Linked DNA regions of Homo sapiens: regions 1 and 3 are each linked to region 2. The links are chromatin contacts, found by Hi-C or POLR2A ChIA-PET in ENCODE. All regions are on one chromosome and are shown on one strand. The core of a region is the stretch at or near the end of the contact, and the rest is flanking DNA. Distances in the headings are between cores, read along the strand shown. Region 1 overlaps PPP3CA (protein phosphatase 3 catalytic subunit alpha). Region 2 overlaps PPP3CA (protein phosphatase 3 catalytic subunit alpha). Region 3 overlaps PPP3CA (protein phosphatase 3 catalytic subunit alpha).

Region 1 (2,974 bases), core at 19-2,518, 120 kb after region 2:
ATGCCATAAGTAAATATAGTGAAACTTAAAGCATTGATTATGTACCATGGAGAAAAGAAATAAGGCAATGTAGAGATGGAGCAAGTGGGAGATAAAGAACTTCTTTTAGTGTGTGGTCAACAAAAAACTTTCTGAGTAATGGTATTTGGGCAAGCATAGGTGACCTTCATGAAGAAATGAGGTAAGGGAGTTCAAGGCAAAGACAATAGCAAGTGCAAAGATACTTAAGTAAAGACAAAACTGGCAGTTTTGAGGACCACAAGGAGGCCTGTATGGCTAGAAAAATGTTCTGTGGGGACAAAGGCGTATATGAAGGTCATAAGCTTAATTGGAATTCTGAGTAAACACTTGTTTATTTATTGTGCCTCAGATTTACCAATAATGCTTTTATTTCTTATTCTGTCTGAAGTCTCTGAGGGAAAGTAAAAACAGCTCTAGAATTTCCATGACTATCCCGTGATAAATGGACTATTTGAACCCAGTGATGAGTGACTTGACTTAAAATTGCACATGTTAATAGAAAATAAAAGCAAGCTCTATATTATTGTTTTTCTATAATAAAAGCATCCATAACACATATGCAGAATATAGAGAGATCCTATCCAGAAAAAAGTAAGTTAAGCTTAGTAAATAATGATTGAGCATTAACTGTATACCATGCACTGAATTAGGCAATCTAGATACCAAATTGGAATGCCAGCCAGATAGACAATAAACTAACAAAAGAAAATAAAGTGGCCGGGCGTGGTGGCTCACGCCTGTAATCCCAGCACTTTGGGAGGCCGAGGTAGGCAGATCACAAGGTCAGAAGTTCGAGACCAGCCTGAGCAACATGGAGAAACCCTGTCTCTACTAAAAATACGAAAATTAGCCGGGCATGGTGACACGTGCCTGTAATCCCAGCTACTCAGGAGGCTGAGGCAGGAGAATCTCTCAAACCCAGGAGGCGGAGGTTGCAGTAAGCCGAGATCGCGCCACTGCACTCCAGCCTGGGTGACAGAGCAAGACTCCATCTCAAAAAAAAAAAAAGAAAAAAAAAGTGTGTGCTAAATAACTACATGAATAGATACCCTGCTGTGGCATTAGACAGGAAGGAACCTTGTGTTTCCTGACTGGAGTGTTCATAAAGAGGTTAAAATTGGAGGAGTGCTGTGAAGGATAGGCTGGATTCCAGGGCAGGGAGAGATGTGGTGAAGGCATTCCTGGAAGTGGAAAAATTATCAGGAGCACAGCCACACAATCCTAAGAGCACTATCAATGGCATCCTTTTATGGGGCACTTGCTAAGTGCCAGGTTCATGCCCCATGTTATGCACATTTGACAATCATCGACACAGGAAGCTTGCAAGGTTGTGGTGACTTCACTTTGCTGTGAGGAAATTGAATCTGAGAGAGGCTAAGCAGAGTGTCCAAACTCCCTCAGTTGGGGAGCAACACTAATGAGAGTCTTACTCAAAACTGTGCTATGTAGTCTAGTATAAATTCTTAGCAATACTAGTAGTCTAGTAATGAATTCTAAATGTATTAAAGGACTGACTAGCAAAAGACATGAAGGTGAGTGAGGAATCTAGTTTAAAAGGAGACTGAAAATATACTGAAGTCCATATCCTTGAGTGTTTTGAATAGCATGTTAAAACATTTAATTTTTGTGTGTGTAGGCAATCAGGAGTTGTAGAATTATTTTCGTGAGATTAGAGGCATGCTCTAACCCATGTTTCACTATACATGTTAATTGCAACGTGAAGATTGGCTAGCAAGGTGACGTATGGATAATGAAAAAAGTGAATAAATATAAAATAAAATGTAAATTAAAAAAAAAAACCATTTAGGAAGCTTTTGAAGTAATCCCAGCAAAAGGCTGGACCAGGCTATGGGGAGAGAAGTGCAAAGGAAAGGACAAATACAAGGAATTTGGGAAAACAGGACGTGATTAATGAATGTGGAATGTGGTACAAATTTGTCAGGTATACTTGCCCAACATGTTTCTTACGTTTTGGAAATGTGCAACCTTATAAGGGAACCAGAAAACTGTCTTTCAGCAGTCCTTGCAGATAAAATACAAGTCTGTTGCCTAGGGTTTGCCAGTCAGATAAATGCATGTAAGCAAGGCTTTGTTTCAAATTGAGCATCATGAGGAAGCAGCAAGGCAGGACAACAATTGTCCTGTCAGGTGTGGAATCTCATGGGCCAGCAGTGGAAGAGCTTCCACCTCAGCATTTTGGGAGCTAACTACACAGCATTAGTATGAGCTCTGGCATTGGCTGTGAACATCAGTGGCAAGCCTTTCATGGAGCCCACCCCACAGTATGAACAAGTACTGTTACCCTTCCCAGCTACAGAGCATCGAAGCCCAGTTCTCTGGATCTGTGAGCTCTCTAATACCTTTAATATATCTCTTTCCTGTTAAAATTAGCCAGAATAGATTTCCGGTGTTGGCTGTGAGAACCCTTACCTATATGAGAGGCTACAAGAGAGAGGAAGTATTCCAGAATATTCTACAGGGGTTCCAGTCTATGCCATTGATAGGATGCCATTGTCTAAAGAAGAGGAAGTACTTTTCAATTTAAATACCTAACAGGTATTTATCGGGAAGAGTAGGATGCACTGAATTTGGCAGAGCATTTATGTAGAGGCACTTAGAAATTCTGCCCTGGAGGTTCAGAGAGAGGCGAGGGTTAGAAATGTGGACATAAGGCTGGGTGCGGTGGCTCACGCCTGTAATCCCAACACTTTGGGAGGCCAAGGCGGGTGGATCATGAGGTCAGGAGATCGAGACCATCCTGGCTAACATGGTGAAACCCCATCTCTACTGAAAATACAAAAAAATTAGCTGGGCGTGGTGGCAGGTGCCTGTAGTCCCAGCTACTCAGGAGGCTGAGGCAGGAGACTGCCATAAACCCCGGAGGCGGGGCTTGCAGTGAGCCGAGATTGCGCCACTGCACTCCAGCCTGGGCAGCAGAGCAAGACTCCATCTC
Region 2 (2,700 bases), core at 53-2,552:
TTCATGAAACTGGTTTCAGGCCACCCACAGTTTGGCCCATACCTATCTCCTGTTCTCCTTCATAAACCTTTCAAATCTAGCCAAATTGCTTTGTTCTTTGTCCCTGGAGTATGGCTTTCTCTTTCTTTCTTTCTTTCTTTTTTTTTTGAGACACAGTTTCGCTCTTGTTGCCCAGGCTGGAGTGCAATGGCACGATCACAACCTCCACCTCCTGGGTTCAAGCGATTCTCCTGCCTCAGTCTCCCGAGTAGCTGGGATTACAAGCATGTGTCACCACACCCAGCTAATTTTGTATTTTTAGTAGAGACGGGGTTTCTCCATGTTGGTCAGGCTGGTCTCGAACTCCCGACTTCAGGTGATCTGCCGGCCTCAGCCTCCCAAAGTGCTGGGATTACAGGCGGGAGCCACTTTGCCTGGCCTGGAATATGCCTTTTTCTATTGCTGTGCTTTATTCTGATTTTTGTTTTAGAATAGCTTTCAAATCTTATTCTGTTTCTTTAATCTCTCTTGTGTCTCTCTTTATGCCTTCTGGGCTTCACATGGGGACTGGTGTGGTTGTAAAGGCCCCCTGAGTTGAGATGTGGAAGCACCCTCTGTTACAGAGTGAGGGATTGACTCACTGAAAAGAACTATTCAAGTCATTCCTGAATTGCTTACCTTTGGTACTTCTTGATTTAGTAAAGTAGATTTCCTGTTTTCATATGAAAAGCATAATTGAATCATAGAGCAGGTACTAGGAATCAGACTGTCTGGGTGTGAAACCCCACTCTGACTTTTACTAGCTCTTGACCATAGGCATAGTTTCCGTATCTCTAAATGCATGTAAGGGTCCCTGTCTACCTTGTAGGGTGGTTGTGAGGATAAAAACAATACACAGCACATGATAAGAGCTCAATGAATATTAGCTGCTGCCTTTGTTATTCGTATTCATATTATTGTAGATATTTTCTGATGAATTTGATACTCGTTCACCATTTACTTCAACACATTTCGAGTTAAAAGATATTTCCTGCTTTGAGAATAAAATTATTTCAAGTTAAAATAAAAATTAATCTAATATACCCTTAAGTAGTAATGAGGCATGTAGTTAGTGCACTGAAGTAGTTATGTGCTTCCCAAAGTGGGAACTTAAAACAAAAAGGAATCTTTTAAGCTTAACAATTCCTTATGTTAGTCATATAATTATCCCTTTTCTCAGAAGCCTGGGGCCAAATGGATCTGTTCCTAGGAGAAAGGAACTGTCTCTCCTGGCTTAACAAAGATTCAGTTTAAAGGCTAGCTACCCTCTGAGTCATACTGCTTTCTGATCTTGGAGTGCTTGCCTCTGTCCCATGAGAAAGAAAGGTGGATGAACAGCACTTGCAGGAAGGAACTTTCATCTTTCTTGAAGCCAATCCAAGGCCTCAGATGCAGAAAGAATGCCTACCTTACCTCTTCAGGGGAAAAGGGGTTTGATAAAGGTGCTCTACATAATGCGAATCTGTTTTCATTAATTCATGCATTCATCTACTCTTTTATTATGCATTCAATTCCTCAACCATTTATTGAGTATATACCTGGTGTCAAGCACTGTGCTAGCTACTGGACACGTCAAAAGGAAAGAATGAGATTTTGTCCTCTGCCTTGAGATTAAGGTAGTTTTTTTGTTTGTTTGTATGTTTTAACATACCAAGTCCAGTGAAATCTTAAAATATTTTTTATATGGCTGGGCGCGTTGGCTCACGCCCGTAATCCCAGCACTTTGGGAGGCCGAGGCGGGCAGATCATGAGGTCAAGAAATTGAGAACATCCTGGCCAACATGGTGAAACCCCGTCTCTACTAAAAATACAAAAATTAGCTGGGTGTGGTGGCAGGCACCTGTAGTCCCAGCTACTCTGAAGGCTGAGGTAGGAGAATCGCTTGAACCCAGGAGGTGGAGGTTGCAGTGAGCCGAGATTGCACCACTGCACTCCAGCTTGGGTGACAGAGTGAGACTCCATCACAAAAAAAAAAAAAAAAAAAAAAAAAATTCTGGGAGTGAATGTGTTCTGAAGCAGATTTACATTTGCTAAATTCCATGCCAGGCAGAACAAATGTAATTCAGTGCATATTTGAAATTCATAAAATGGAAGTACTTGAGTAGTTGGAGAACCTGTTATTGAGGTGAAGAAACTCAATCATAATTAGAGTCATAATGATTACACTGGGTAGAGTCTAAGCAGCAATTTCTAAAATCCAGTGACTCTCTATTATCTCTGTGACAAAATGTTGGAATTTAAATATTACTTCTGGAAGGCCAGGTAATTTTTAGATGTGTTGGAACACTTTTATTGCCCCATAGCATAGCTTTAGATTTTTTTCTTTATCCCACCCTTTCCACCAATCTGGGAAAAGAACCATTTCCAAATTCTTGTACAGAGTAAATCACGTGCTCTTTAATTGTTGGAACTAATTTTAAATTTTGATACTGTTTATAAATTTACTAGTCAGAATTCTGTTACTTGATATGTTACTTTGGGTTTGAAAATGTTTCTCTTTTTTATTCACTGGTAGAATACCTGACTTTTGGGAGAACAGCAAATATTTCATGGTGGTAAACTTGTTTTAATTAGCTAACAGGACCATTCACAGTTTTTGAAGCATTCTGGCCAAGAAGTAATTTAGAGTGGAGGATAGAACTATTTTCTTCTTGAAAACAAGAAGGCAGGCAAGCAGTGTTC
Region 3 (3,074 bases), core at 154-2,653, 130 kb before region 2:
CCCTGATTCTAGCAGTTTACGAAAAGAGGAAATTTATTAGAAGGTTCTGGGGGATCATTGTCCAGTAGAACTTTCTGTGATGAGGAAAATGTTTAGAGAATCTGAGCTATCCAGCATGGTAGTCAATAGTCATATGTGACTATTTAGCACTTGAAATATGTCTAGTTCAACTACAAGACTCGATTTTACATTTTATTTAGTTTTAATTAATTTAAATGTAAACTTTTAAGATTTAAAGGAATCCTGGGAGTAACCGAAACGTCGGTCTTGAGAAGAATAGGAAGAAACCAGGGTGGCCTTAGGAACTAAGAACTGCTTTGGAAGCAGTAGTGGTGTGTTCTTCAGAGTCATACCATGACTTAGTTATTAGTGGTACCCAACCTGGATTTATCAGATAACAATGGCATCTTCCAGGGAGAGAAAATCTGATTGTCTTTACATGAGTTTGGTGTCTACCCTCCAAATCAATCAACTGTAGGTTGGGTTGCAGAATGATTGCGTACCTGCCAGAGTGCTGACAGTTCCCAGGGAAGGAGGAAGTGGAGCCAGGCAGCAGTCTTAAGAGCGGTTTGCCACATTACTTAAGAGAAATATGTTTTTCCCTGCAAGCACTGATTTTTCTAACTTTAAAATACTCTTATTTTGTTAATTTACTTGTATTGCACCTGACTTATTTACCTTTTTTATTGCTAATTAAAAATACCACTCTATGTTGAGTAAACTTTTACTAACCTGAGAGACTAATGATTTATAACATTGTGTAGAAGGAAATCAAAGAACATTATAGCCAAAAGCAACAATATGAGCCATGCTAGACAATGCTCTCTTGTTACAGAGAGTATTGATACCAAGGCTTAGATGTTTTGCTATTTCAAGTCACGAAATTATTTGCCACATTAGGGATAGATACTTGCTTTAATCTGAACCTATGTTGTTGACCAGCTACATGTTAAAACCAAGTGTTTGAAAACCATCTTTTTGAAATTTGACGCTTTCCCGTAAATTTTTATTTTCCTGTAAAGTGGTAATACTAATAATTTGTGAGAAAACTGAGTAGTGCAGGTTTTGATTTTGAAGGGTTTTTTGTTTTGTTTTACATTTTTAAAACATGAAGAAAGAGCTTTGATTGAGAATGTGTTAATTGTATTATGTGAACCTATAAAATTAACTCTTATTATTTAATACATATGAACCAAATAATACTTGACCCAGATAAGTGAAGGATAGATAGAAAAGAAAGGCATTTACTTAAAATGGCTGCTTATTTTATCAAAGTTAGATTTCAAATTAGAGTTGGATGAGCTGTTTTAAAAGTCCATGCTAAATATGTTGGGGACTGCCCCGGAAACAGGTTTTCCTCCTCTGTGTAAATCAGCCATGTTTCTGTGGTGCGAGGTGGGTGGGAGCCTTGCTTTACTTCCTGCATCTCAGCAGGCTCAGGAAGGGAAGCTTGCTAGGGTGTTTAAGCAGCCACATGCATTATGTTAAATTAATTCTACCCCAGTCTTTGGACATCTATTGACAATAGTATTATTTGGGTTGCAAAATCAACAAGTGAATAGACCAAAGAAGAAATGGGGAAGAACCCAGAATGAGTGTGAGTCAAACACTACCTTGACACAGGAAGCCAGGACTAGAAGCCCTGAGATCAGTCCAATCCAGGGAATATGCTGACTGCGCTGTCATTTAGAACAGGCCAGTGGAATTCAGGACCTATCAGGTAAGTCCATGTCTTACCAACTTAAAGCAATCTTCTGGGAAGAGGTCTGGACCTGTATCTAACATGAATTGTAGTGAGGTCTGTCCATCACATTTCACTCATCTAATCACCTTTGTCATTCTTCTGGTTTTCACAGATAGGATAGAAAAACTGTAGTTTTTTTCTGTTGCCACTTAGCTCTTGGTTGCAGGGGCCTCTAGGTAGGTGTGAAGTGGTTATCAAGGCTTTGACTGTCAAAAACACTTCTACTCAAAATTGGCCTTAGCAGTTAAGCCAGATTTAAAATGATTTTGGTAGTGGATTATCTAAGCTCATATAGAATAACTGCAAGTCACTTTCAAACTTGCCATAGATGCGAAGATAATATATTCTCATTTTCTGGACTAGCTTTTCCCAGGAAAAGGTATGGGGTGGAGGGATATCAAATATCAATTTTTGTAGATATGGAAAGCTCCATGAATGTGTATTTATAGGCCCCCTGAGGTCTAACTGAATGTATGTTGAATGCAGATTCTTCTGTTTTCCTCCCCAGGTTTGTCATTTGGCAACTAGTACAGGAAAAAGACCCTCAATAACTAGCAAGTCTGTCTTTGTTATATGTAGACAAGCATTTTGATTAATTTAGGGAGGATGCTTTTTTCACTATATAAAATTAAAATGAAATTATGGAAGAACCTAGTTTGTTTTCTTACTTGAGTTGAATGCTGTTTAACCACTTTCTTATTACATTCGATTGACTTAGTTGAGTTGGATGCTGAATGTTTAACCACTTTCTTATTACATTTGATTGACTTAAAAACCATCTGTAGCATAGCCTAAATAACTTAAGACTTTCAGAAAGTTGTGGCAAATTTTTTTGATACATTCTCATTCATAGCCAACTCAATTATATTAACTTTTTATACAAATCAAATTATATTATAATCCATACACATTAAATTTCACTTAGACCAAAGAAGAGCCAAGGCTTCTTTACTGGATCTCACCCCCTCTTACGTATTTAAGAGCATTGCCCCAGGAAGTCCTCTTTTCTGCATCAGCATTTTCTATTCTTTGTTGGATCATACTCATTAGCAGAAGATGCCATAGTTTTTACTGTCTTGAAATAATAAAGCTTCTCCTGAGCCCATGTTCTTATCCAGCTACTGCTGCATTTCTCTTCAGAGCAAAACTCTCCAAAAGAATTATGTACGTTCACTGTCTCAAATTGCTCTTCTCCCATTCTTCCTTGAACCCTCTCCAAAGCTTTTCCTCATTCACTGCTTCAGAGCCTTCTTTTGTCAAAGTCTCCAATAACCTCAGTGTTGTCAGGTTGAATAGCAGGCTCATCTAATTTGACTTAGCATAGCATTTA

The links. A loop is a pair of places that touch in the nucleus more often than their neighbours do. ChIA-PET counts read pairs that join two places held with the same protein, here RNA polymerase II (POLR2A). Pooled maps may share reads with other maps.
Region 1: a loop to region 2 is called in a pooled map, with 13 times the contacts of the local background. The contact joins two enhancer-like sites. A Hi-C loop is called at or near these places in 3 of 168 maps with a recorded cell type or tissue (HCT116, MCF 10A and PC-3), 7 of 37 single-sample maps with no recorded cell type and 12 of 50 pooled maps. POLR2A ChIA-PET finds 5 or more read pairs at or near these places in 1 of 52 experiments (activated naive CD4-positive, alpha-beta T cell).
Region 3: a loop to region 2 is called in a pooled map, with 4 times the contacts of the local background. The contact joins two enhancer-like sites. A Hi-C loop is called at or near these places in 2 of 50 pooled maps. POLR2A ChIA-PET finds 5 or more read pairs at or near these places in 3 of 52 experiments (OCI-LY7, activated B cell and activated T-cell).

Annotation. Positions count from the first base shown.
Region 1 is chr4:101,036,430-101,039,403 of GRCh38, reverse strand. The region is part of intron 11 of PPP3CA (protein phosphatase 3 catalytic subunit alpha); the gene reads left to right. Among named protein-coding and RNA genes, the nearest start is that of LINC01218, 160 kb to the right of the region's middle. Within about 2 kb of position 1,268, at least 5 of the 41 ENCODE cell types and tissues checked have a DNase peak (open chromatin) inside an H3K27ac peak, as active enhancers do; they include HCT116, where a contact is called at or near this core.
Region 2 is chr4:101,154,118-101,156,817 of GRCh38, reverse strand. The region is part of intron 2 of PPP3CA (protein phosphatase 3 catalytic subunit alpha); the gene reads left to right. Among named protein-coding and RNA genes, the nearest start is that of MIR8066, 85 kb to the left of the region's middle. RefSeq lists an enhancer at 1,064-1,565. Within about 2 kb of position 1,302, at least 3 of the 41 ENCODE cell types and tissues checked have a DNase peak (open chromatin) inside an H3K27ac peak, as active enhancers do; they include HCT116, where a contact is called at or near this core.
Region 3 is chr4:101,281,085-101,284,158 of GRCh38, reverse strand. The region is part of intron 1 of PPP3CA (protein phosphatase 3 catalytic subunit alpha); the gene reads left to right. Among named protein-coding and RNA genes, the nearest start is that of MIR8066, 42 kb to the right of the region's middle. Within about 2 kb of position 1,403, at least 3 of the 41 ENCODE cell types and tissues checked have a DNase peak (open chromatin) inside an H3K27ac peak, as active enhancers do.